Regions from separate parts of the Homo sapiens genome. Here region 1 is linked to region 2. A link is a contact called in ENCODE Hi-C data. All regions are on one chromosome and are shown on one strand. The core of a region is the stretch at or near the end of the contact, and the rest is flanking DNA. Distances in the headings are between cores, read along the strand shown.

Evidence for each region. A loop is a pair of places that touch in the nucleus more often than their neighbours do. Pooled maps may share reads with other maps.
Region 1: a map of CD4-positive, alpha-beta T cell shows a loop between it and region 2 (11-fold over the local background). The contact joins the promoter of GNA13 here to the promoter of AKAP1-DT in region 2. A Hi-C loop is called at or near these places in 2 of 168 maps with a recorded cell type or tissue (CD4-positive, alpha-beta T cell and naive thymus-derived CD4-positive, alpha-beta T cell) and 4 of 50 pooled maps.

What each region holds. Positions count from the first base shown.
Region 1 is chr17:65,054,570-65,058,267 of GRCh38, forward strand. GNA13 (G protein subunit alpha 13) reads right to left here and starts at 2,171. Exons shown (of 4, transcript NM_006572.6): 1 at 1,742-2,171. The coding sequence starts at 2,024. RefSeq lists silencers at 1,409-1,668, 1,949-2,458.
Region 2 is chr17:57,083,788-57,087,785 of GRCh38, forward strand. AKAP1-DT (AKAP1 divergent transcript) reads right to left here and starts at 1,251. Exons shown (of 3, transcript NR_186437.1): 1 at 1,053-1,251. It overlaps AKAP1 (A-kinase anchoring protein 1), which reads left to right and starts at 1,459. Exons shown (of 11, transcript NM_003488.4): 1 at 1,459-1,611. RefSeq lists enhancers at 916-995, 2,035-2,537 and silencers at 1,216-1,795, 1,836-2,135, 2,416-2,505.

The DNA.
Region 1 (3,698 bases), core at 921-3,420, 8.0 Mb after region 2:
CAAAGTGCTGGGATTGCAGGAGTGAGCCACCACGCCCAGCCTGAGAAACTGTTCTACTGTCAAATTTCATGTCAACTTGAAAAAACTAGATTCCTGATGACTTACATCATCTCATAATCAATGCTCAACGTAGATCACACTTACAACTCAGTGTACATTAAGAACGAGGTGTTTACCAGGCTCACAGTCAGTTAACATGTTGATGCTATTCATTAACATAATTCCTTAAGTTCAGCTGCATCAGGTTACAAAGGTACCTTCAATTAAGGACTGTCAAGGCAGAGTCTGCAGCCTTGAAAGAGACCTTAATTAGTTTTGAGCTAAACATTACAGCAGGATAAATACAACTGTTCTTTATAGTTTAACTGCAGAGGTACTAGGGCTAGAGCTGGCTGTGGTCTAGTGATTCTCTCTAATTCATTACTCCATAATGCCTGGCTCTTCAGGCAGTTTTCCTTTACCCAAACGCTGGAAGCTCGGGAGGCGGTTGGCGGGGAGGGGGCGGGGGGGTGACATGCAGAAGTCCCTTATGTACTTCCTGAACAAAAATCCCACTTAAAAAGACCTGCAATCTGTAGCAAACTCCTAAACTGCTCCCCAGATAAAATAAAATCCAGATGCACCTGAGTTACCAGGCGCTGCACCTAAATTTTGCCAAAATGCCTTTTCTATAGAACATACTTGACACGCAGAAACGAGTGTTAATTATCTTTCAAATGACAAAATAAAAACCATCTTTTCGATTTCTTTGAATGCCCAGAAATAAACAACTTGTTTATTTTTCACTTAAGAACAAAGTTTAATTTTAAAACTACTGTCAATAAAGAGCCGAGCCAATTATCTAACTCAACACTCATTCATTGTCTCCATCTGTACAGGATCCACATGACTTTTAGGCCAGTCTTCTTACTACTACATTTCATCTAAATAGAAGCAGTGGTACTCCCTTCCTGCCAGCCCCCAGTTACTTAGCGAAAAGGAGAGTGGAACGTGTTGCACAGAAATCACACGCAAACATCCTACCTGACCGTGACACTGGGGCGAAAAAGCACAGATGCTACATTTTCATGCTAACTGTATGGGTCCACTCTCTCCTGATTCCAGTACAGTCAACCTGACACTCCTCAAGTTTCATATTCTCGCCCAAAAGGAGGCTGTCACCCTACGCCCTTGACAAGAAGTCTCGGGCAAAAAGTTCCCTTATTGCGACGGTTCCAGAACTCGCTTGCTTAGGAGACGGCCAAGGAAGCAGGGAGTTGGGAGCGCATGCGACCCCATGTGACTCGGGTCACCCAGCCAGGGTAGCGAGGTTCGGCCCACATCGCCCGAGCAGGGGATGGGGGTGAAGCGGCTAGGGCTGCTATTGGTGTTCCTGCCTCATCCGCAGCGGGGAGGACAGGAGAGGTCTGCCCACACCCCGAGGCAGCACCCAGCTCGCCCCACTTCCCTCTCGCAGGGGGAGAGACCAGGACGCGGTGGGGGGTGGGGGAATGGCCGTGACGCCCACCGGGGAGACAAGCGGGAGAGCAGGGCGACCCCGAGCATCCTCTCGCCCTGGGGCGCGAGGGCACCCCGGGCGGGCAGGGCCAGTTGCCGGGGCGCGCCCCCTTCCCGCCAGCCCGCCCGCCGGGCCCGTTCCTTCGCCAGCGACACAGCGGACCAGGGCGGTGCCCCGCCCCGCACCCGCCGCCGCCCCAGCCCCCCTGCCCTTAACCCCCGGCCCCCATTCCCGGCCCGGCACCTTTGATCACGTTGCTGTAGATGGTGGGGCGGAACTCCTCGCGCGCGCGCTGGTCGAAGTCCTGCCCGTGGATGATCCGCATCTGCTTCAGGAAGGTGGACTTGCCGCTCTCGCCCGCGCCCAGCAGCAGGATCTTCACCAGCCGCTTCACATAGGTCTTTTCCCGAGACAGGCATTTGTCGATCTCCTTGGACTTGCGTTGCTGCTCGGCCTCGCCACTCGTCAGCAGGCAGCCGGGGAAGCACACGGACAGCACGGACCGCGACGGCAGGAAGTCCGCCATCTTGCCGCCGCCGCCGCCGCCTCGGCGGGCCCCTCCGGCTCCCTCCACCTCCTCCTCCGGCGGCGGGCGGCTCCGGCACCGAGGCTCGAGGGCGGGGAGCGCGGCGGCGGCCCGAGCGCGCCCAGGGAGGGAGGGAACCAGCGAACTGACTCGCAGGGCGGGCCGGGCAGGGCGGGCCAGGACAGCGGGGGAGGGAGGGAGGGAAGGAGGGCGGGCCCGGCCCCGGAGGGGCGGTGGCCCCGGAGCGTGCGCGCTCCCGCTGCCTCCCGGAGGCGCGCTCGCACGCCGCGGCCGCTTCTCCGCCTCCCGCCCTGGGCGGCGAGTCACGAGCTCGATGTGTCGCTCGGGTGCCCGCGCCCGCAGCCGCGGCCGGGCGCGCGGGGAGGGCTGAGGAACCGCGGTCACGTGGGCCAGGCTGGGGAGCCCGACTTTCTGTTTCCCTTTCATGGCCTGAGCCCACTTGTGGGCAGAAGGGCTCCTTCCCCAAGGCCGGGAGGCCGGAGACCAGGTCCCGGACGCGGTTCTTTGGGCTCCCACTTAGCCTCCCTTTCTCCCGCGTTGCGCGCCCGCTGCCCGCTGTCACCGCCCACCCGACCCATTTCGAGGCCACGGACTCGAAAGTTATTCGAACAGAACAGCCGGCGTGAGCCTGGCAGGCCTTTGGTGCATTTTCTTTATTTCATTTTATTTTTTCTCTTTTGAGACGGAGTCTCACCCTGTCGCCCAGGCTGGAGTGCATTGGCTCGATCTCGACTCACTGCAACCTCCGCCTCCCAGGTTCAAGCCATCCTTCCGCCTCAGCCTCCCGAGTAGCTGGGAGTACAGGCGTGTGCCATCATACCCGGCTAAATTTTTTGTATTTATTTTTAGATACAGGGGCTCCCCCCTATGTTGCCCAGGCTGGTCTCGAACTCCTGAGCTCAAGCGATCCTCTAGCCTCGGCCTCCCACAGTGCGGGGATTCCAGACAGAGCCACCAGGCCCAGGCCTGGTGTGTTTTCTTAAAGTGACTCCCTTGACCTTCTAGTCTCCGAATCCCAGAACGGTAACCAGACGTCGTCCACCCCCACTTCCAGCTCTTTCTGGCATTTTCAGACCCCTACCAGGGCTCTCTGTGAGGGGAAAGAACTGGAGTTGATGTTCACTTGAGACGTGCTACCAGGGGCATTTAATGGCTCACTCGTGCATTCCACCTGGGCTGTGATGTGACTTCAGGGACGCTTGGCCGCGCCGGAATTAGCGAGTGGCAGCAGGAGGGTGAGGTCATGGTGAAAATCCCCTACACCGGACACTGTGATGTAGGCTCTTCCCAACAAGGAAGCAGATACACAAACACAACGAGGAATGGGAGCACGCAAATTTTAGCTTTCCTGCCAGATTACAGAGGATATGACCCGTCCAGGGACTTTTTTTCTGTCCTAACAGCAGATTCAGGCCAGGACACCTGAAAGGAGGCCAGGAGACAAGCCACAAGTGACAGCTGTGGGTTGGCAGAGAAACTGCTTAACCGGGACCCCCGAGAGCCGACCTCTTCATTCTTAGTATTTAGTTTCAAGTGGAAAAAGCCACTTTGGTCTGTCCCTGTTTTGGGCAATGCAACGTAGCTTTGGGCTCCTGTGGCTCAGAAACTTCGTATGTATAAGGGAGCGGAGGTAAGAGGTCAGCATTCCAAGAA
Region 2 (3,998 bases), core at 1-2,500:
CTTTTTCCTGTGTTGTGCATCTGCTAGGAATACTCCTCCAACCCTTATGCCCGTATACAATTTGCAAGGCTGGTTCCTTCTCATCCAATGGGTCTCAGTTTAAATTTCATTTTAGGCCTTTTCTGACCACAGGACCTAAAACATTTGGGCTCTTTTTGGCCGGGCGCGGTGGCTCACGCCTGTAATCCCAGCACTTTGGGAGGCCAAGGCGGGCGGATCACGACGTCAGGAGATCGAAACCATCCTAGCTAACACGGTGAAACCCCATCTCTACTAAAAATACAAAAAATTAGCCGGGCGTGGTGGCAGGCGCCTGTAGTCCCAGCTACTCGGGAGGCTGAGGCAGGAGAATGGCGTGAACCTGGGAGGCGGAGCTTGCAGTGAGCCGAGATCGTGCCACTGCACTCCAGCCTGGGCGACAGAGCAAGACTCCGTCTCACAAAAAAAAAAAAATAAAAAATAGGGCTCTTTTTCTTTCTTTCCTATGTCAGTTTCCTATTTGTTTCCTTCCTGACATCTACCACACCATGCAATTGGGATTCATATATATATGAATTTGACTTAAATCTCATTAGGTATAGTAAATGGCATCTGTCATTTAAACTTGCATTTGATCACTAGTGAAGATTAAGCATTTTCCCAAGTAATTGTTAGTTCTTAGCATGATCTATTTTCTATATTTTGGCCAAACAAATGTTCATTTAAAGTCACTTTGTTTTAAGGATGACAGCAGGGCTGGACAGCCAAAACCCTACCCTCTCCATTTATTTTGGAGGAATTTATTTTCCCAAGGTCCTGGCAGAGATAGTGACTCACCGTGACTATCTCTGCAAAAATCATTCCAAAACCCACACCAATTCAGAGAAAAGTGCTTCATTTCGATAACATCGACTTGTGAAAACGAGCAAGAAAGTTGCATTTGAGTGGTACCAGGTTTCACCATTATGCAGTTATCGAGCAATTATTAATGGCCAACCCAATTATACGCTACAAGGAAATGACGGTCACAGGGAAGCTCAAAGCCCCGAAGCGAGGGAAGCCCTGCTCCTCACCGGCCCCTCCGCCTTTTCCAGGGCGCTCTCCGTCCCGAGGCAGGAGATGGCCTGGTTGACCCTTCGAGACAAGGCGGCAAAACCGGTGCTGGGCTTGCGGGGCAGGGAATCAAGGTTCCTCCGGTTGCTGTACCGTCCCGCCCGGCCCCTCTCCCGGGCACCGGAGAGATGACGGCTCTCTCGCGAGAGCGCGAGCAAGACCCGGCTCCGGGCGGCGGCGGGATGTTAGCCCAGCGCTGTAGACCGCGCCCCCTCTGGCGCAGCTGGGAGAGGCGCGGCGGAGGCACTGCCGGGAGCGGCCGGCGGCGCGCACGCGCAGGTGAGCGGGGCGGGCTCGGGAGCGCGCGGGCACAAGGGCGAGGGGCGGGGCCTGCGTCGCGCTGCGGGCACGTCGCCGCGCGTCTTCAGTATTTAATGTCTCTGTGTTCCACCCGCCTGGGCTAGCACGTGGGGGAGCTGCGGAAGCGCGGCGCTGCGGGCCGGGCCGCGGGGCACAGCCGGGGGCCGGCGGCGGCGCGCGGACTCCGCATCCCGCACCCCGATGGTAGCCGAGGAGCTGGTAGGTCGGGGGCAGCTGCGCCGGGGACCCCCTGCCGGAGACCCGAAGGCGGCGGGGTCGGGGCGATGGGGAGCCTGAGGTGCAGGTGCAGGGTGCGACGCGCCCTCCAGGTACCCCGGGGGCGGGACGCTCCGGACGCAGAGGTGTCCTGGGGGCTCTCGGCCGCCGCGCGCTGTCAGGCAGGCCCATCTTTCCCTCCCTCGTCTGCGCCCCCTCTCGTCCTTCCCCGCCGGTTGTCTGCCCGCGGGCTCCTGACAGATCGCGTGTGCGCGGCTCTGGGCGGCGCTCTGCGGCCGCGCCGTCCTCCCCACGCGCGTCACTGTCCTCGGGGGCGGGGGGCGAGGGCGCGACGCCCGGGTCGCCTCTCTGCACCTCAACTTAACCGGAGCGTGCACACCCGCCTGCGAGGCTGACCCGAGCGCGTCCCACCCAAGGTCGCCCAGCCCCGCGGGCGTTTACTTTTCAAAGGTCGTGTGTACACAGTCTGAGCCGGAGCTGCCCCTTCACTTCTGGAGCCTCGCCCAACTTCTCACCCTCGGCTCGCCCGCCGGCGCAGCCCCTGGGAGTTCCGTGCGGCGAGCCAGGGGAACTGGGAAGATGGGCCGGGACATCGGCCGGTTGTGATCCAACCGTGTTTCGGGCTGAGGGACCGTTCGAACCGAATTGGGGTCTGGAGGTCGGAGGCTCAGGGGCGTCTCGGGGGGAATTTGCATTCGTAGCCCCTGCAGGCGTGTCCGGAGGGGTGGAGGCCGTCCAGCCTGGGGTGTCTGCCGACCTCACGCCCGGGGGCCCCGACGGTCACGTGTCCGGCCCCGCCTGCGGCCCAGGGCCCGGGGTCTGCGATCTGGAGGGACCGCGCCAGTTTTGGGGTTACGATGTGCTAGGAGAGGCAGTGGCTGGATGCCTCGAACGCGGGCTTTCTGGCGTTCAACTCTTTTGTGCCCTAGCTGAAGGTCTTCCTGTTTCCCTTCCAGGGAGGGATAGGAGAAGAAAGGTGCTGATCGTGGTAGGCGGTGCTGTGGCGACTCGGAACGGCATGGGAGCCCTGGGCGTTTCGGGATCTTCCTCTCCTGGGGGATGTCCTGGGTGGCGGCGCCTTCCTGCCGCCGTTAACACAAACCCGGTGGACTTCGCTCCAGGTGCGAGTCGAGGCCTCTCAAGCTGGGTAGGGTGTATGCGCAGGGCAATTAGTGAGGTTAACCTGGGTATCTTTCCCCTACTGTAGTGCGCGTTACTTCGTGTTTAGATTTGTCTCCAGTGAAATCTAGGCTGCTGGACCTGGTGCAACAGTATCTGTTAGTTACTGATCAAGGAACACCGTTCACAAAAAGCTATTAATTCTGGCAACTAGTAGCCTTACAAGCTCTTGTAACTGCTAAGTCCTTCCCAAATTAGTACCTTTTTTTTTTTTAACTCTTTATTTAGAAAGCAAAGCTTGGACTCTTAGCACCACCCATCCACTTTGCTCTTAAAGGTACAGAACATCTTTGAAATGAAGAAGGCTGCCTGACTTGATCATTTATATAATTCCTCTGATCTTGGCATTGAAGTGGTTCACCTGCTGATTATTTAAGACCCTGAGCACTGGAAGCAAGTGAAGTTATGTTTTGGGAACCTTTTGACTTGTGTTGAACTTTTCTTTAACCTCTAACTAGTTTTGTAGGTTCTGCATAATTCTTGGGTGTATTCTCTTTGAAATATGGCCCTAGGTTAGAGGAGGTCCTCTGGATCCTACAGGCATGCAAATCACTAAAGCTTGAGTCCATTACTGGATTAATAGGCTCTGTCTTCATGCATGTTGTCAGATGATGGCTCAGAACTTGCAGGTAACAGATCCTAGCCAATGAGTGAGACAGGTCTAATGGATTTGTGTCTAGGTCTAGTTCCTTGTAGGAATATCTCTCCCATCTCCCAGTTGTTTCTAGGAAATGCATTCTCACTTGGCCACTGCAGGGTGACAGTGGAGGTGTCTGTTGTAAGTGGCCTGCTCAGGTGCTGAAGTCGATATGTCTCCAGTGTAAGGTTGCTGAACATCAATATTTAAAAGCAATTTATCTTGCTGCCTGGTAACCCAAATTATTCTTGAGCTTTGGACATAGGCTGGGTTGCAGCCATATTTTAGGGGAAGGCTGGTGTTAGCCTCTACAGTATTCCCTTTTCCTGTCCTAAAGACAAATGGAGATCATATTTGTGATACTGGGGACTGTGATAGGTGCTTAAGCATTGCTCTTCCCCTCTCCTCCCTGAACAATCCCTGAGACTGACTTTGTTTCTCTTGAATTACTTGAGTGACTTGAATTCTATTAAAAGCACCCCTCTCCTTAGCCTCTGACCCAGAAGCTTGTTTGGGAGGAAAAACGAATTGGTTTCCCTAAGCTTTGCTGGCT